4 separate regions of the Homo sapiens genome follow, and regions 2, 3 and 4 are each linked to region 1. Evidence: read pairs that join two places in POLR2A ChIA-PET (ENCODE). Cell type or tissue: MCF 10A. All regions are shown on one strand. Region 1 overlaps LOC107985811 (a long non-coding RNA gene). Region 2 overlaps LOC112268416 (a long non-coding RNA gene). Region 3 overlaps EFEMP1 (EGF containing fibulin extracellular matrix protein 1). Region 4 has its middle 20 kb from the start of PNPT1.

Region 1 (5,000 bases):
TCCTTTTTGGCGGCTATTGGGAAGAATCTGTATCCAAGCTGTATCCAAGGTATTAATCATGCCTTTTTATTTCTGTATTTTTGATGCTTTGACAACTGGGACTTTACTGGCGCTCCCGTGCCTGTACCTTCTAGGGCTAGCCAATTCCTAGAGATAGTAAATGACTTGCCTTTGAGTGTACCTTTCATATGCAGATTAGCAAACTCAGAGCCCATACCCTAACCACCTCATTTATCAGACTCACACTCAGGACCTCTTTCCACTTGCACAATTATCCCAGGGCCCAGGTACCAGGCACGTGGGGAAAACCTCTATTCTCCAGAACCCAATGTAATTTTTCTAACTAGCCAGTTCTAAACCTTCATACTCTGCCTCACCCATTTCTTCCTATGGAAACCACAATTAGGATTCTTGTGTCCTGACCAACCCTGGTGCTTCCCTGTGTGGTGTGGCGTGCCCCCTCCTTTTGGCAGCTGTAACAAACTGTCTTTTTAATGACAACTGTCTTCTGATCTTTTGGCCCACCATACCTGAATAATAATAGGACTTACATTTTAAAGCACAAACTTATTCAGGTTGTTGTCAGAATTCAGTTCCTATACTCATGCCTCCTACATGGCCCCCTTCACCTTCGAGCCCACAACAGCACATTACATCTTTCTCATACTTTCAATTCCTTTGACTCCCTTTTCTATTGCATCTCTCTGACTTCCTCTCCTGCTTTTAAGGGTAAATGTGATTATTTGGGGTCCCCTTGGATAATCCAGAATAATTTCTCTATTTTAGGGTCAGGCGATTAGAAACCTTCATTAGATCATTAACATCCTTTTACCATGTAATGAACCATAACCATAGAAGTAATCCCAGGGGCAAAGATTAAAATGCATGCCAAAATTCTGCATACCACAACATTTTAGATGTTAAATAAGAAAAGAAAAGCTGGCTTCAAAATTTGGGAAGATATTATTAGAAGTTGTAATTTTTTTTATCTGTTCACATTACTGGCTGCAGGCTTTATTTATTTATTTATTTATTTATTTATTTATTTATTTATTTAAGAGACAGTGTCTCACTGCATTGCCCAGGCGAGTCTCGAACTCCTGGGCACAAGCAATACTCTGAGTAGCTGGGACTACATATGTGTGCCATTGTGGCTGGCTTACTGGCTACAGTCTTTGAGTTTCTGTGTTAAAAATTTCTATATTAAGATGGCTTTAGAATGGTATGATGAAATAATTACTCTTTGAGAAATGGACCAGTTAAGTATGAGTCTAATTTTGCTTCTATTACGCATAAGGGCAAGATATTAAGCTTGCTTGACACTTAGACTGTGTTCTCCTCTATTTGAAATTCCTAATATTTCTCCAAGGGGAAAGGTTAGGTGTTTTTGTGTTCTTTCATGCACAATTACCCCCACAGGACTCCTTAATACTCATTGTATTTTTCCATCATAGTAACTTTATATTGACTTCAACTGCTTATATGCTTATTGGGGAAAAAGTTCTGAGGCATAATTATACATTGATAGTTTAAAAAGTCTGACTTACATTGTCTAGTACTTGAACACAATTAAAAATACCTTATTTGCTGCAATTTATACAGGACCAAATAATGCAAATGTAAAACATCTCAAAGACAAACATTTTCCAAGATCATTTTGTCCCATTACCTGGGTGCCTTTTGAAATGTTTGCAAGTGTGTTCTTCTTGTCCTACAAGTGCTTAGTCCCTCACTTCCTCTAACCCTGTCTTCCTATGCCCTTTTCTCTTCCTTTGTCATTTAAAAATTTTTCTTATGTCTGCTCTTTGCTTTTTCCCTTCTCCATTTTATATTTATTTCTCTGTGTGCATGTCCTAATCTTGCTTTATGGATTTCCTCACTATGTGATTTCATCACTCACTTTGTTTATCCTAGTTTTTCAATTTCCTTGGATTGCTGTTTCCTTTTTCTTTTCATTGTGTTTTTTCCAACAAGCATTGTTGCCTCATATCATTTGCTCCTCAAACACAGTATTTTTTTCCAAAACATATCTATGCAATTTTTTGGCAAATAAACCTGTAGTACCCACTGAAGTCTACTGCTAGAAGAGGTAAGAGTAGTAATATTAGTGATAGTAATTGGCAATGTGAAGTTGAGTTTAGATATAGGGTCTTCCTCACCCTATTCCCAGTTACTCAAATTTTAGCTTTAGTTTTCCATCTTCAGAATTTTACGGATTGGAATAACATAATGAGGACAGATAACCATCCGAAGGTTAAGTGTTTTTCAATTTCTTGCCCAAACAGGAGGGCATGGCAGTCTTATGTGTTGGCTCAGGTTCAGAGGCATGCTTCTCATGTTTTTCATGCCTTTGTAAAAGAAGTTCAGAGTTGCTCCAGCCCTAACATCTCATATGCCAAGAGTTCTGAATTTATCCCTGTAGGGTATGCTGTGGTTAGTACACTATGTGCTTAATGAGTCTCTGTTTGGGGATAAAGCTTGACTCTGAGCTCCTTCAAATCTGAACTGTCATTATTTTCTCAATGTAAGTTACATTGACCGTAGCCTTGCCATTTGCTTGGTATGCTGCTCTGCTGCTGCTTTAACTCATGAAAGATGGGTGAAGTTTTCATTTGGCCATGGTAGTTTCAACAAAACCAGAGTTGGCTTTTGCAAAATCATTTTGCTTTTGAGGCCTGGCCTTTGAAAACCATTAGGATCTTTTGCAAGGCTTTTAAGGAAAATATTTTGTGAGAGTCAAGTCCAGTTTTGTTTTGTTTTTAAACTGCCACTATCAGGGGAAATCTGGGCAGAGGAATCAATTCCCCCTGTTTTCAGAGTTTAAACAATGCTGTACAAGATGCAAATGGGTAGCACTTTGCCTGTTAGGATCTTTCCACTACTTTTTCATCTGCTACAATTATTAAACAAACAAACAAACAAAAACCCAACAGCAAGTGATTCAGGTCTCTTTTTTTTCTTTGTTTCTTGGTTATTCAGGGCTTCTCTTCCCTGATATGACACAAGGAGCCTCCCATAAATGCCTGGCCTCAGAGATCCTCTTGCCTCGGTCCTCAATGAGTTATAGAGTATCATACTGTCTATGCTAGGCTTAAGATCAGGATCGCTAACTTGATGTAGAGTTTATATTCAGATTTCCTTTCTCTCTTTCTTCTTTCTTTCTTTCTTTCTTTCTTTCTTTCTTTCTTTCTTTCTCTCTCTCTCTTTCTTTCTTTTCTTTCTTTCTCTTTCTCTCTCTCTCTCTCTCCCCTTCCTTCCTTCCTTTCTCTGTCTCTCTCTCTGTCTCTGTCTCTCTCTCTCTCTCCCTTTCACCCTTTCTTCCTTTCTTCCTTTCTTCTCACTCTGTCACCCAGGCTGGAGTGCAGTAGCATGATCACAGTTCACTACCGCCTTGACCTCCTGGGTTCAATTGATCCACCTGCCTCACCCCCTGAGTAGCTTGGACTACAGGCATGCAGCACTACGCCTGGCTAATTTTTATATATTTTTTGTAGAATAGGGTTACGCCATGTTGCCCAGGCTGGTCTTAAACTCCTGGGGTCAAGCAACCTGCCTGCCTCAGCCTCCCAAAGTGCAGGGATTACAGGCATAAGCCACCATGCCCAGCCTCCCTTCATACTCTAAAACTTACAATACATTGAGGTACTAAAGATTTACACACACACACACATCTTCCACAGTGTGAAAAGAAAAAAAAATGTAACAGGAAAGATTTAAGCCCAAAATAAAGTAGAATTTATTTTCTTTCTTTTTCTTTAATTCCTTCCTTCTTTCCTTTTTTTAAAGACAGGTCTCTCTCTGTTACCCAGGCTCTAGTGCTATGGCATGGTCACAGCTCACTGACCTCCTGGGCTCAAGGGATCCTGTCATCTCAGCCTCCTGAGTAGCTGGGACTATAGGCACGTGCCACTATGCCTGGCTAGTTTTTAAAATTTTTTTTGTAGAGATGGAGTCGGGGTTGGGGGTGGTCTCACTATATTGCCTAAGCTGGTCTTGAATTCCTGGCCTCAGAGATCCTCTTGCCTTGGTCCTCAAAGTGTTGGGATTGGAGGCGTGAACCATCCCACCTGGCCTAAAGTCGAATTTCTTGAATGCTGAGATTATTAAGGGATTTAGTATTGATAGAGAATCCACTATCTACCTACACTTACATATATCATCTTATTTAATTCTGCTAACTACCATGTGAGGGAGGTATCACATTCCTCATTTTATAAATTAAATGAGAACTGAGAGAATTAGAAGTATTTAAGGTAACTGGGAGTGAGGAACACTAGGTCTGTCCTTCTCGAAGGTTTATGTTCTTTTCAGCACAGTGGCTAGAATAGATTTTGAGTTTTTCCCCCCTAAAAGCCTTTAAATTCTTATTTGCAGTAGTTCAGGATCATTTAATGGAAGTCTGGAGGTGAAAATAATGGAAAGATAGCTCTTGGAGGTGCCAGGAGATCTGGGTTGTAGAGCTGGTACTAGTTTCCACATGTGAAAGTAGAGACACGGCTGCTTATTTTGCCTGGATCTTGTCAGTTGCAAAGCAATCTTTACAGGCAAGGTCCTATTGAGTAAGAAAATGTCAGCCATGTTTTTTTTTTTTTTTATGGAGTAAACAGAACACAGTTTGAGGTTTTCCTCCTACTACTCACTTTACTAGATTCTCTACCTCTGGTGAAAAGTGATTATGATTAAAATTCACAAACTCATGAATCAAGAAGACATGAATAGTCAGCATAACTCATGCCTGTTGCCTTGCTTAGGATTACTAAATCATTAGAACAGGGAGAGAATGACTCCTGTCTTGTGGCAAAAAGTTAAAAACATGGTAACTTTGGAATTTAAGCCAGAATCATAGGTCTTGTTGTCAGGTAGGCCCTCATGAAGTAATCCGCCTCAATCCCACTTTTGGCCAGGCAAGGTATAAATTCCTACTTTATGGATAAAATAACAGAGGCTAAGAGGTTACACTTGGTAAGTTGCAGAAGAGTGCCATGAGAGGGGAGTTGGGA
Region 2 (5,000 bases), 95 kb after region 1:
GAAAGTACAGAGAGGGGAATATACTGTTCCTTTAAACCTACCTCAGAAATATAATCCTACCTCAGTACCTTTAATGGCAAAAACTGCAATTACTTTGCACCAACCTAATAACTACAGTTAACATTTGGTTATGCACTCTTCTTTTTTTAAAAATTAAATTATTATTTTTAATTAACACATAACATTTGTACATATTTATGGGGTACAGAGTGATATTTTGATGTATGTGTACAATGTGTAATGATTAAATCAAGCTAATTAGCATATATATATCAGCTCAAACATTTATCATTTCTTTGTGTTGGGAACATTCAAAATCTTCTCTTCTAGCTATCTTCTTTACATATATATATTTATGTAAGTGAGATAGCACTTCCTGCTATTTTCCACTTAACACTGTATTGTAAACGTTCCCCACTCTAAAAATTCTCTTTATAAATATGATTTTAGTCACTGCACAATATTCTACATACAGATGTACCGTAATTTTAACTTAGCCATTTCTCGTTATGTACATTTAAACTGTTTTTGTTTATTTGGTCATTAGAAATAACACCAAGGAAATGATATTTGTGCATACTTTTTTCTTATAAATTAAAAACCCAGTTCTAATTACCCCTCTCATCCCCACTTTTTAAGAATAAAATATTAGTTGTCTTTGTTCCTGCCGTCCTTAGACATGAAGTAAACAACTAGGCTAAGATAGCAGACAACTAAATATCTACTAAATAAATAAATAGTATTGGAAAGGTGATTTGCCCCCATTAAAAATGAATATATGCAAGTGGGGAACTCTAGTTACTTTTGTAAAGAAAAGAGCTATAGGGATAAGGAGAAATAAGTGAAAGTAAACAAATCCGAAAGGTAGAAAACTGTTCTCTGTCCCCATGGAACACTTCCATGACCAGAATAAAGAATATGCTCATTTTCTAGCTTGCCCATTGAGGCAGAGACTGCTAACTAGTGACCAAACCTGTTTGCTCTTCTTCCTGGAGAGATAGCCAGACTCTGTTTCCCAGCCTTCCTTGCAGCCAAAGGAAGAAGAGCAGAGTGATGTAAGCACCTTCCACACCTTCCCCCTAACAAGTTCTCAGATTCTATCCTTCATGCTTTTTTCCACCCACCTCCTGATGTGGGATGAGCACAGTGACCTTGGAAGTCAGCTGTTGAAGGTGATAGAGCTCCAACATGGGAGAAGCTCAGATAGATCCATGAATCTACTTGGAAACAATTGCCTGCCTATCAGATTATGGGAGCCAGAAACCTATACTCATTCTCAGCATGTTCCTCTGCCTCACTTTCTGCTTCCAATCCATTGTTAAGTCCTAGTTTTCATCTCCTATATACAATATAATCTGTTCACTTCTCATGCTCTCTAGCAACACTCCTGCCCAAGTTAACATGTCATCTTTCCCCTGGCTGCTGCAATAGCTTTCTAACCTGCATCCATCTGAGCCCACTTCCAACCTATCTCCAGGCTAAACGGAATTTTTCCAAAGTGTGAATCTGATTGTTACTTACCTGCTTAAAATATTTAAATACCTTCCCATTGATATAAGAGTAAAGACACAACTTCTTTACTCTAAAGTTGTGTCTTTACTCTTTACTTTGCTCTTTACTACTTCTTTACTTTAAAGTTGTGTTTTTACTCTTTATAGATTATACTGTAGCCAGCCTTATCTGTGGCTCCAGCTACACTGGTATTTTGGTTGATTGGACTGGGTCCCAGAAAATGTTCCCTCCCTCCAAAGGATGTTTGCATGAGCAGATCCCTTTCTGAATGTTTTTCCCTACCTATTTTATGTAGTTAACTCCTACTCATCTTTTTTTTTTTTTTTTTTTTTTTGAGACGGAGTCTCGCTCTGTCGCCCAGGCTGGAGTGCAGTGGCGGGATCTCGGCTCACTGCAAGCTCCGCCTCCCGGGTTCACGCCATTCTCCTGACTCAGCCTCCCAAGTAGCTGGGACTACAGGCGCCCGCCACTACGCCCGGCTAATTTTTTGTATTTTTAGTAGAGACGGGGTTTCACCGTTTTAGCCGGGATGGTCTCGATCTCCTGACCTCGTGATCCGCCCGCCTCGGCCTCCCAAAGTGCTGGGATTACAGGCGTGAGCCACCGCGCCCGGCCACTCCTACTCATCTTTAAGATCTCAGTTCAAGAGACACTTTTCCAGGGAGGCTTGAGTAGGTCATTTGAGTTTCTCCTTATAGGCTCCTGTAGCACCACATTCCTTTTTTTGTAGCACGTGTCACAGTTGCAATGTGCAAAGTATATTAACATGTAATTTCTAAAATTACATTCGTCTGTAAGATTATTTGATTACTTTGTCTCTCCAATAAACTGTATATTCCTTAAAAGTAGATATGGTGTTTAAACAGCCATTGTATCCATGTTTATGAAGAGGAGTAAGGAAAGAGAGAAAAAAGGTTAGGTAAATAAACTGATGGATGGAGTGAGATTTTTCACCACATGATTCATTATTAGGAGTCAGGATCTTGGTTGAGTGTTTGGAACAACGAGGTTTACGAGGTTTCTTGACATGTTGCTTGTTGTGTTTTGCTTCCTTGCCTTTGTGCATAAATTCCTTTCTGCTGAAACACCCTTTCCTTACTTGAAGAAATCCTATTCTACCTTTAAGATCAGCACAGGTGTGCTTTCACTGACCTGCTCTGATCAGGGTTAACTGCCCTCAGCTATGCTACCCTAAGAACATATTCAGTCTCTGGAGAAAGACGGATCTTGTTTCCAGTCTTGGTTCTGCCCCTGCTTGATATTTGGGCCTAAACAAATCACTGAATCTGTTTCTTCACCAGTAAAATGAAACTAATAATTCCTTCTTCACAGGGTGAATGTGAGGAGTCAGATAAGGGGTTGAAAGCAGCTTATGAATAATAGATGGTCGAGAAATAGTGACTTTAAAAAAAATGGAACCCAAAACATTGTTTATTTTCCCCACCATATTGTAAGTTTTTTGAGGTCAGAGACCATGCCATTTTTATCTTTGCTTCCTTAGTACTTAACATAGTGCCTGGCACAGGGCAGATGCCCAGTAAAATGTTTATTGAAGTGAATGATACTAGAATTATAAGGCAAGATCCAGGAGCTGGGGTATGATCAGGGGTTTAGACAGTCACAGATTGACCTCTTTGAGGTCTTTGCCTTTTTATTAATGGCTGGTCAATAGATCTTAAAGGGAAGTCAAGGCAGATAATCACTGCTAAGAGACAAGCAGGGGAAATAGAATGTTGAAGCACCATGAGAAAAACTCATCTGTGGAGACCAAGGGTTGAAATATATTTTTCAACTCTTCAGCTTGAGCGAGACATCGGTAACTCTTTAATCTACAGTTGCTATTAACAAGAGTAAATGTTGCTATTGGCAGTGGGGAAAGTTTGAAATAAAGGGCCACTTCCTGTACCTACAATATGTACCTTTTTTCTGCCTAGTCAAATATTGCAAGGCCCAGAATATGTGTCCTTTCTAATTTGCACAAAAGCACTATTTAAGCTAGTGGCAGAACTGCTTTGTGCTCTTATTCCAGGGATGTATCCAGGTTTTGAATGAAGCTTATATGTATTTGAAGGCTCACTTTAAAGAAAAAAAATATAAAATTGTAAGTACAAAATTAGACACAAAAGTAAATTTTTATTTAGAATGATGTAAGAAATTACAATAAATTATACATTTTAAAAGCTGATAAATACAGCAAAAATCTCAAAGTCTGGGAAAATAACATTTTTTGTTAATTAACTGCCTAACACTCCTTTGTAATACTTTTTTCCTACTTTTTTAATGCATATTCTGGTTGCCAATAAATGCAATTTTGTATTATTTTCTGTAGAAAGAACAGTAAAATAAACCAGGTTTTCCTCTAGCCTGGTTAAGTTTTTTTTAAATTGGTAGTTTATAAAAGTTTCTTTGATTTCACAATTCATTATTACAATATCATGCAAATTTTTGATATTGCTCTCAGATTTGGGAACCTCTATCAGATTTCTGTCATATCAGATCTATATGAGTTCAGATCACTCCAAGTGTTCTTGTGCAGGGACTACTCTTAAATATCCTTTGAAATGGTCACACTCATTAGCCAGTGAGTTCTGATGTCCTGTTGTGGTGTATAATTACCAGTTTTCTGTTACCTTCACTGATATTAGTGTTCTAGATCAAAGTAGCAGGACATTTATGTTCTTCCCCAGTGTGTTCATATGATTCATAGTCCTCTCCATTAATTTATTAATCAACTCAAGAGTCTATTTATTACTTCTATTTGAAATTTATTTCTTCTTCTCAAAAATGATCACTTTTGGTATTATCTGAACATCTTTTTGGTTACAACTCACTTTTTATTGTCAGAATAATTTCTGGTGAGTTCCTAGAGAAATATATGAAAATATTTTCATGGTATGGTGCATTTATAGTTGTATATGCTGCATAATTAGGTATATTCATGAGTAGGCATTGATTAAAACCACATCCTCTGCTTATTATTTTACATGTCTGGTGAATGGAAGGATTTTCCATAGATTAATTTATAGCTCTGCATATTCCAAAACTTGTTTTTCCTCTGCTATTTACATCCATTGTTGGATGCTGTAGAATGTTATAGTGTGATGGGACTCCTGGCCCTGAACTTTTGGGCATGCTGTCAGCTATGGTCAACACAGAGGGTGGTGGGAATATTTCTAGAGGCTATTCCTACCCCAGACAGGAGCTCAAATTAACCATACATAGAAATGAATGTTAACTATATAAATATATCCTACTAAATCCAAACTAAATACACTCTCCTAACTCCACTTTCCCAGGCTGGATCTCAAACATACTTTTGACGCACTTCAGAGCCACGTGACATGTGAAGTGTGATGAGGGGAGCCCAAGATGAAAGAGTAATTCTAACCAATACAGCTAAAATGTATTATACAAATTTTACAAAAATATATAACTATGTGAACATAGGGTCCCTTTCAGGACCTTGGAAGGGGCTGGTGCAAGGGAGG
Region 3 (5,000 bases), 140 kb after region 1:
CCAGAATTTTTCAGTAATCGCCACTTACCACTGATGATGTGGGGACTGAGGCTCTCAACTAGGGTCTGTTGACTTGAATTATTGAGCTGAATTATTTGTATCATTTAATTTTTAAAAGTCTGACCTTATGTTACATCTTCAGACAGACTAGGAAGTCCTTGTAAGAAAGGTGGTGTGCCTAGGCTTCTAGTACAGTTTGAACACGTGTTAATTGAATGCATTGATGCATGAACTGATGAATAAATCATTAAAGATTGAACAAATGCATGGATGGTGCAGACTTAAGGGTATATATGGAGAAGTATATCCTAAACTTACATTAACAATTTGGGCCTAGCAAGGAAAGGAAAGATGGAGTTCTAAAAACCATCTAGTACTTAAATCTACCTGGCTGCATTATTTAAATTATCCTTTAATGCGTATGGGGCAAAAACCAGTGGTCTAGCAAGAATTGACCAGAAACAGGCTCTTTTGGTTACATAATCTCTCAGTTGAGCCCTGTGTGTTTGGGAATTTAAGAGCAACATGAGGTTATGGTGACCACCTGGCCACACCATATCCCTCTTCCCTTCTACCCAAGTAGTGACCATGAGCTCATTATCAGGAAAGTGGACTCTGCTGCAACACATTCACAGGTCACCTCTCTGAAGGATTAAATGCAATGCAGAATGGGGTAGGACAGAATAAGTCTTATTCAGAGAGCATGAACAATTTCTGGGGGGGAAGTCATTGCTAAGTTTTATAATTTTTTTTCTTCTGAACTTTTGAAAAAATCAACTCTGGTTTCAGTTTAATTTTTTTTTCCCCTAAAGAAACCTACATGGCCACTTCTTCAAATTTGTTCCAGATGGATTCAGTCATAGAATGATTGATTAGACACTCAGTTGTGAGCTATGCGGTTAAGTTCAGAAACCTACAACAAACTGGCTTGGAGCTGAGTTTCGTGGTAAGTGGCAGAAAGGATAATCCTTAAACTGTCATTTTAGAGTTGGTGATGAGGAAAGAGGAATTTAGTGGGGCTACTTATGTCAAGAGAATATATTAGCAAATGGATGGCTGAATATGAGGAAATCTTATGAGCAGAATGCTTTTTTCCCCTCTGGGCTTCACTGTAAAGGGAATCAGATCTGACTGCCCCCACGATCCCCCCCACCAACTCTCACTGCCTTCTTCGTGGACTAGACCAGCCTTCCCGGGATGCTCCGGGTTGGCCTCTACCTGGCTGTGAGGCACCCATTTATCCCACAACCCACTCAACTGGCTCACAGAGGTTTTTATTATTGGCATGAGAAACACCTGGAGAAATCTGGAAAATAATCTGGGGGAGAGTAAACTAAGGAGAAAATGTACTGTGCTCCATACAGAGCTGTATTATGCACTTTTAAAAGCAATTTAAGAATGTTTGGTCTATTTCTATCTTCTTTACCAAAAAAACCCAAAACTTTGCTTTGGATTTTAGTTATACTTTCTAATAGCTGAATTAGCCTTTTCTCTATTTTTCTCTCTGGTTAATTGACAATCTGGCTACTAGAGTATTCTTCATGGGGAAACTGGATGTGGCTGGCAGCTGTCCCTTCATGCCACCATCTCATATTATAGGTCCTGCTATTATTGTTAAATTGGTTTCTACCTTTATCGATTTTTAGTCATATATCTTTCCTCTTTTCCTCAGAGTGCTATCCTACTTCATTAGTGCCGCTTTGTTGAAAAATAAGCCACTATCCTGCCTCTTATTGAGATACCTATTCCTTGGGACCCCAAGAAAATTCATGTTAGATTTTGTTGCTTCTGAAGTTTTAACTCTTAAACAACCTATTTATTGTAATCTTAGGATATGTTCAGTGCATGTCTTCTAGTAGACTTTTGGGGCAAAAGAAACGATGTAAACATATTTAAACATAAAGGTGATGATTCTAGGAGCAGGTTTTTGAATAGACTGTGGGAAGAAAAATGTGAACAGAACAGAACAGGGATTTCTAGGAGAGAGATGGAGAATGTGATATCCATGATTCCCTAACAAACACAAATATTGGAATGTCTAGGACAAAAGGTAACATAAAGCAAGAGCAGTGTTTATTAAATGTCTTTTATGTAACAAGCATGTGAGTACATGTTAATCAGCAATAAAGAGTTTTTATGCTTGTCCTTAAAGTTTTTGTTTTATGAAAATTACTTGTTGAGTGGAGTAAAAGACTTTAAACTAGTTTTAAAATTGAAGGAGATGGAATCATTTATGAGTGTTTTTGAGGAGGATTGATAGCATTTTAGAAGACTCAGGTCAGTGAAGAAAAGGCTACGTTTACTCAAAAGGAGCTTCTAGAAACAGCCAGGTTCTTCTTTGCCTGTGCTACTGACCACACCCATTAGGCTGCCTATCTGCATGAGTCATACAGCCTCTTGCACTGCTGGGGAGGGGGTATATTTTGCTCTGAATTCCTATTTTGCTTTTTGAAATCATTTAAAATTCTAGGTTTAACTCTAAATGGTTGGAGTCAACTCAGGGAGAATTTTAATTCTAGATTGTGGTAGGCAGCTTCTGACATGGCTCTCAATGATGCCAACATCTTGGCATTCACACCAGGGGCTTGTTTCCAACGAACAGTATATGGCAAAATTGATGGGTTGCCACTTCTATGATTAGGTTACTAAAGACTCTTAACTTTGGTCTTATTAGCATCCTCTCTCTTGCTGGAACCTTCTCTTGCCCCCTCACTTGCTAAGAAAGCTGCCATGTTGTGAGATGCTCTATGGAGAAGTGTATGTGGCAAGGAATTGAAGGTGGAAGAATTTATGAGAAACAGAGGCAGGAAGTCAATCCTGCCAGCAACCACTAGTATTTGAGCTAGGGAGTGGATCTTTTCCAGTCGAGCTTTGAATGAGCTGCAGCCTTGTCAGAGACCCAAAGTCAGAGGACCCAGCTAAGCCACAACTTGATTCCTGACCCAGAGAAAAGGTGAGGTAATAAATGTTTGTTGTTTTAAGTCACTAAGCATTGGAGTAATTTGTTATGCAGTAACAGATTAACTAGCACATAGACTTCCTTATGGTTCATATGTGATGGAAAATAATACGTAAACTCAGGCAAGACTCATGGCTTTGGTTGTAAGCATGGTTTGAGTTGGAGGCTGAAAGAAATTCCAAAAGGTGAAATGAACTAATTCAGACTTTAAACAGATAGTTCTTTGCCGAAAGGCACTCGTCTCCAGTGAAGATGGGAAACCTTAATTCAAGAATCAAGAACATAACAAAGGGCTGGTCACATTTAGTGCTGGCACCTTTACATTTTACATGGGGTTATATTAATATATGCAAAAAGTTTATTTCCTGCGCACCAAAATAAAAATAACTCCTTTCCAAGCTAGGATTGAAATGAAGTCTGGGGCTGTGGCATGAACCACAATACCGTAATTACCCATGTCAGTGCCTGGGGAAAAGACTGCAGTGATCTAGCTTTTAAAGCTTCAGTGATTTGGTGCAGACTTTTAGCAAACAACTAGTAGTAGGTGTGAACTGTTTTGTCAATAAAGATTCAGGTGATTAGAACCAGCTGGTTTTTTGCTTCTGAGTCATTAATTCTATTATAATCACAGAATGCACCTGCATTCTTCCCAAGGTGGATTTTGACTTGCCTCGGTATGTTTTCCTGATAAAAATGCCATCCAAAAGGCAAAAATGAACTATCAATGGAAACAGCTTAAATGCCAGGCATATATCAATCAAGAACCATATCATCACCATACATCCACAAGGCTTACAGCCTAGACAAAGTGCACTCATTTTCTCTCTGTCTCTTTCTCTTTCCTGTTCTTTGTAAATAATTTCAAGTAAGAGCTGAAAGGACAACTCTTAATTTTAATAGCTGAGAAAACTATCCAGCAAGATAAACTGATTTAATAAAGTCAGCAAGTCATTTAGGGGAAGACCCAAATGGGAACTTTTGTCTCTTGCTTAGTTTCATGGGGTTTCCACCACCCTTTGCTGCCAAAGACTACTTTCTGGAATCCTCTTGAGCATTCAAGCATAAAAACATTCCACTACAGGAGAAAATTCTATTAATTAGTAAGAGAGGGAAATATCTGTGATTTATAGCTATAGCTGTTACAATGTAATTTGTATTGGAGAAACAGTATCTAACCAAAGGAGAAAAATGTATTTTTGAAAAGTAACCACATGCAAATTTGACTCTATCCAGATTATACCCCATTTGCTGCTGCAGAAAGTAGAAGATGAAGAATCCATTAGACATATCAGTTTCTTGGTAGGAAGGATACTGTCAGCTACTGGAAGACAGGTTCTGCATACATCAACAAAACCAGGGAGCTTGTTAGAAATGTATAATGTCATGCCTTAACCCAGACCTACCCAGAATCAGAATTTTCATTTTAACAGGATCCCCAGGGAACTGATATGTTCATTAATATTTGAGAAGCACTAATCTATAATGCATAACACACAGGAGATTCTAAAAAACATATTAAACAATTGAATCCCAAATCTAAAGACTTCTTTAGCCAATTTTATAAAAACAGCAAAACCAATTTATTAGGTGTCACCTTTTCTATTTTCCTTCATCAGTCTTTTGAGGGACATATGCATTTATACAAATATATATGCATGTATACATATATATGTATACATACATATATGAGTGGACAGTTGGTAATTACAATATCTTATGAGATACTTTAGGAGAATCTACTTTTGATTGGTATAGTCTTGTGATTGCTCATTGTCCTCAACTCCCTTGTCTTGCTCTCTTTCTCCCTCCCAGTTACATTCCACAACTTTTTTTCTGCCTGTCATTTCTCTTACAGGGGGTCCTGTCTTTCAGGGTAAGAAGCAGCGCCTGGAAGATAAAGGTATGGCTCAGTTGTTTGCTCCGTTTTTGCTTTTTCTCCACAAATGTATGTTTGAATATAGTCCTGGCCCCTACCCTAGCAGGTACTCCCTGAATTTTTGCTTTTTCCTTAGAAGACTGATTTTCATACTTGAGTGCTGTG
Region 4 (5,000 bases), 48 kb before region 1:
TGTTGAATGTAGGCAGTATGTTGTTTTCACATTTATCATTTAAAAATTAATTTTAACTTTAATTTTAAGTTCTGGGGTACATGTGCAGGATGTGCAGGTTTGTTACACAGGTGAACGTGTGCCATGGTGGCTTGCTGTGCCTATCAATCCATCACCTAGTTATTAAGCCCAGCATGCATTAGCTATTTTTCCTAATGCTCTCCCTTCCCCCACCCCACACCCTGACAGGCCCCAGTGTGTGTTGTTTGCCTCCTTTGTCCATGTGTTCTCATTGTTCAGCTCTCACTTATAAGTGAGAACATGCAGTGTTTGGTTTTCTGTTCCTGGTTAGTTTGCTGAAGATAATGGCTTCCAGCTCCATCCATGTCCCTGCAAAGGACATGATCTTGTTCCTTTTTGTAACTGCATTGTATTCCATGGTGTATATGTACCACATTTTCTTTATCTAGTCGATTATTGATGGGCATTTGGGTTGATTCCGTGTCTCAAGATCTAGAACCAGAAATACCATTTGACTCAGCAATACCATTGCTGGGTATATACCCAAAGGAATATAAATCATTCTATTACAAAGATACATGCACATGTATGTTCATTGCAGCACTCTTCACATTTATCATTTTATTTAATTGTAGAGCATGGCCATGCAGACTTGGCCTAATATAAATTCATGAGCAATGTGCAACTGGGAATTCAAGTGATATATAAGACATTGTTTTCTTTCTTTCTCTCTCTTTCTTCCTTTCTTTCTTTCTCTCTTTCTTTCTTTTTTTTTTTTTTCGCGGAGTTTTGTTCCTGTTGCCCAGGCTGGAGTGCAGTGGTGTGGTCTCGGCTCACTGCAACCGCTATCTCTCAGGTTCAAGCGATTCTCCTGCCTCAGCCTCCCAAGTAGCTGGGATTACAGATGCCCACCACCACACCTGGCTAAATTTTTTGCATTTTTGGTAGAGAAGGGGTTTCACCATGTTGATCAGGCTGGTCTAAAACTCCTGACATCAGGTGATCCACCCGCCTCGGCCTCCGAAGTGCTGGGATTATAGGTGTGAGCCGCCGCGCCTGGCGAGACTCTGTTTTCTCTTGAGAAATTTGCAAGGAGACATATGAGTATAATGAGTCTATATTTTGAGATATAAACTTATTCCTCTCTCCTAATATTTTATGCTATCCTACCATTGTCCCCAACCTAGGAAGTAACTAGGGTACTTTAAGTGCCCCTAGGAGAGATTGTTAAAAAGAAGAAAGAAAATAATAAATACTTTTTGAGTTTCAAAATACATACAGACCATATTTTGAAAGAAATGCTTTGTGAGAAAAGGGGCATAAAGTTCTGCATGCCATAAAAAGTAGATTAAGAAGAATATGGAATGATGTGAGGAGCATTTTTCCAGTATTTTGAAAAGACAGCCTAGAGAGAAGATAAATGCAGGTTGGAGAGGGGTGGTCATAGGGACTTAAAACTTGAGGATCTGTAATAGAGGAGACTTGAGCTGAATGAGTTTTCAGTCCCCCAAAGAGCCATATTCACTTGTGCCTCAGTGATTTTGCTTATGCTGCTTATACGTTTGTATGCGGCTCAGCTGATGTTTCTGTTGGGAGGCCTGCTTTAGCCTACCCGAGTCTACCGAGTTTCTGTAATAAGTAAAGGGTTAACTCAGTAGGCCTGGGTTCCTCAAATTCTGCACATTCCAAAGGTCTTCAGGAAGGGTCCTTGAATGGTTCCTGGGAGGTAACCTCTGAGCCCTTAAAATATCCTTTCTGATAAGACTGTCTTTGTGTACCTGAGACTTTGGTTTACGTGGCTAGTTTATGCTAACAATGTGATTTATGATAAATGCCTGTTTTTGTGTGACTGAGGCCCTGGGCCACACTGTATCAGTTTGACCTCTGGAAGGAGGCTGGAGATAGAGTAAGTAGAGTTGGTCATGCAGGTATCCCACACCTATGTGACTGACCCCAATAAAAACCTCTGAACAAAGGCTTTGTGGGGTTCCCTGGTTGGCAACACTTTGTGCTTGTTATCACGAATTGTTTAACTGGGGGAATTAAGTGCTGTCTGTGAGATTCCTCTGAGAGATGACAACTGGAAGCTTGTTCTTGGTTTCTCATGGAGTCTGCCCTATATACCTTTTTTTTTTTTTTTTTTTTGCTGACTTAAGTCTGCATTCTTTTGCTGTAGTAAACCATAATTGTGAGTGTAATAGCTTTTCTGAATCCTGTGAGTCCTTTCAGTGAATCATCAAACCTGAAGGTGATCTTGACACTTTTTGATAATTTTTTTCTGTAACAATTATCACACTGTTCATTCATTCATTCATTCATTCATCCATCCATCCATTTAACCAATGAACTATTGAAGCCTGCCATGTCCCAGGGATTGTGTTAAGCCTAGAGGTATAGGAGTAAACATAATAGGCACAATTCTTACCATCAGCGAGTTTATAGTCTGGTGGTGAAGGAGAGAAGTAAACAGATAAATACAATTCAGCGTAGTAGCAGCTATGATGGGCATAGTGCAGGGTGCCATAGGGAGCAGAGAGATAAGAGGCCAACACAAACTAGTGAGGAGGGTGTCAGGTCAAGCTTCCTAGAGTAGGTGAAGAGCTGCTTGCTAAGTAGGCAAGTGATAAAGGGGTAGAAAAGAGTGATTAAAGCAGAGGCAACACATATATAAAAACCAGGAAGTGAGAAAAGTGAAGTGATTTTATTTTATCTGGAAAGGAATTTTTGTGGTTGTTGTTTTGAGACGGAATCTTGCTCTGTCACCCAGGCTGGAGTGCAGTGGCGCGATCTCACTGCCACCTCAGCCTCCTGGGTTTGAGTGATTCTTGTGCCTCAGCCTCCAGAGTAGCTGGGATTACAGGCACCTGCCACCACGCCTGGCTAATTTTTGTATTTTTAGTAGAGATGGGGTTTCACCATGTTGGCCAGGCTGGTCTCAAACTCCTGACCTCAGGTAATCCACCTGCCTCATCTTCCCAAAGTGCTGGGATTACAGGCATGAGCCACGGCGCATGGCCTGGAAAGGAATGTTTGAGGGAAAAAGTGGCAAGAGATGAGGCTGGAGAAATATGTAGTGGCCAGAGTCAAGTAAGCCATGGTATGCTTCTCTTAAACGGATGTGAAGAAGTCTAGATTTGGGAGAAAAAAGGTGAGTTCAGGTTTGGTCATGTTGATGTTGTTTAATGGTTTCTTCTTCCCTTCATCTGTAAGTTCCATAAGGTCAGGCAATACTATTTATTAAATATAACTTATTCTGTTGTAAGCCAATAGTATCATTCCTAAGATGCTTATCACTACGAAAAGTATATTATCAAAACCATTGTTTCCGGAGATTAAGGAAATTAGGAGTTGGAGAATTTTTAGAGGGGCAGTATCAAAGTTATTTTTGCTGCAGGGATTTCAATAATAAAGGAATTTTGAATATAAATATCTTTAGTTATTAGATGCTAAAAATAATAAATTATATTAAAACTGACAAAATAAACTTCTTCACTTTCATTACATTCCACTCCCTCCACTTATTCTTTTCTTTAATCTTTGGCCTTGACCTGGCAATTTTACTTGCAGCATACCTCGTAAACATCAAAGGTAAACGTAAGAGCAAACGCATTGCCCAGGTGAATAAATACCTTAGAGTAGCCACTCATTCCAGCAAAGTGGCTTTGTGTCCTATGCTTTTATACATGTAGTCAGCATCAGTTCTGTATCACGATCAAATTATTAAAGTACTGATCACATTATGGCCTAGGGAAATTATGAAAATTAGCACTATTGGAGAAATGGTTGCTATCCATTCCCCCATGATATGAAATGGCATCTTTGTAATACACTCAATTCCTATATATATTTTGTTTGTTTGTTTGTTTTGTTTTGTTTTGTTTTTTGACAGTCTTGTTCTGTCACTCAGGCTGGAGTGCAACGGCATGATCTCAGCTCACTGCAACTTCTGCCTCCCAGGTTGAAGCGATTCTCCTGCCTCAGCCTCCTGAGTAGCTGGGACTACAGGTGTGTGCCACCACACCTGGCTAATTTTTTTGTATTTTTAGTAGAGACAGGGTTTCACCATGTCAGTCACTTTGGTCTCGAACTCCTGGCCTCAAATGATCTGCCTGCCTCGACCTCCCACAGTGCTGGGATTTCAGGTGTGAACCACCGTGCCTGGCCCAGGAAGCTATATTTAAAATAAAACAAAACAAAAAAACTCTTCAGGAGATTCTGATATTTAGCCAGCTTTGTGTATGATGACTATAGATGATGTAAAGATATGTACTATAAGTCAGAATTCCTCTCTAGAAAATCAGTCCTGAAAGTGAGATGGCATGAACACAGCATTTCAGTTTAACCAACATTTATTGAATGTATGAGACACTGGGCTAGGAGATGGAGCTATAAAGATTAGTAAGTCATGGACTTTGCCCTTAACTCTGTTAATGAAAGAAACAAACACACAGCCAGGTAGCTTCAAAAGAAACCATGGTGGTCCGGCATGGTGGCTCATGCCTATAATCCCAGCACTTTGGGAGGCGGAGGTGGGCAGATTACTTGAGGTCAGGAGTTTGAGACCAGCCTGGCCAACATGGTGAAACCCCATCTCTATTAAAAATACAAAAATTAGCTGGGCGTGGGGGTGGGTGCCTATAATCCCAGCTACTTGGAGGCTGAGGCAGGAGACTCGCTTGAGCCCAGGAGGCAGAGGTTGTAGTGAGCCAAGATCACGCCATTGCACTCTAGCCTGGGCGACAGGGCTAGACTGTCTCAAAACAAACAAACAAACAAACATGGCAAGGTGCTATGATAGAAGCCCTGTGCACAGACTTCTGCTTGCTGAAGAATTCCAGGAAAGCTTCCTGAGAAAGATGAATTTTGAACTCAACCAGAATGACATCACCAGGTACAGAAGTGGAGCTGAGGATGCCAGAGGCCACTCCTGGCCCGACTCATTGTATCCTGTGTGACTAGCACTCCTGGGGTAATGCAATGGGGGCAGTTCTGGAAGAGGG

What was found. Peaks named below come from ENCODE experiments on the same cell type or tissue, not always from the same donor. Only the 100,000 strongest peaks of a DNase experiment are listed, where the experiment ranks them.
Region 2: POLR2A ChIA-PET joins it to region 1 with 6 read pairs; 4 of 35 experiments call an interaction of 5 or more read pairs at or near these places.
Region 3: POLR2A ChIA-PET joins it to region 1 with 6 read pairs; 2 of 35 experiments call an interaction of 5 or more read pairs at or near these places.
Region 4: POLR2A ChIA-PET joins it to region 1 with 5 read pairs; 2 of 35 experiments call an interaction of 5 or more read pairs at or near these places.

Annotation. Positions count from the first base shown.
Region 1 is chr2:55,759,291-55,764,290 of GRCh38, forward strand. It overlaps LOC107985811 (a long non-coding RNA gene), which reads left to right. Exons shown (of 3, transcript XR_001739192.2): 1 at 1-49. Among named protein-coding and RNA genes, the nearest start is that of PNPT1, 68 kb to the left of the region's middle. In MCF 10A, no CTCF peak of the experiment used is centred here; DNase peaks (open chromatin) are centred at 1,901 and 2,401.
Region 2 is chr2:55,854,582-55,859,581 of GRCh38, forward strand. All of the region lies in intron 2 of LOC112268416 (a long non-coding RNA gene), which reads left to right. Among named protein-coding and RNA genes, the nearest start is that of EFEMP1, 67 kb to the right of the region's middle. In MCF 10A, no CTCF peak of the experiment used is centred here; no DNase peak of the experiment used is centred here.
Region 3 is chr2:55,899,171-55,904,170 of GRCh38, forward strand. All of the region lies in intron 5 of EFEMP1 (EGF containing fibulin extracellular matrix protein 1), which reads right to left. Among named protein-coding and RNA genes, the nearest start is that of EFEMP1, 22 kb to the right of the region's middle. In MCF 10A, no CTCF peak of the experiment used is centred here; a DNase peak (open chromatin) is centred at 2,371.
Region 4 is chr2:55,710,955-55,715,954 of GRCh38, forward strand. No RefSeq gene overlaps it. Among named protein-coding and RNA genes, the nearest start is that of PNPT1, 20 kb to the left of the region's middle. In MCF 10A, no CTCF peak of the experiment used is centred here; no DNase peak of the experiment used is centred here.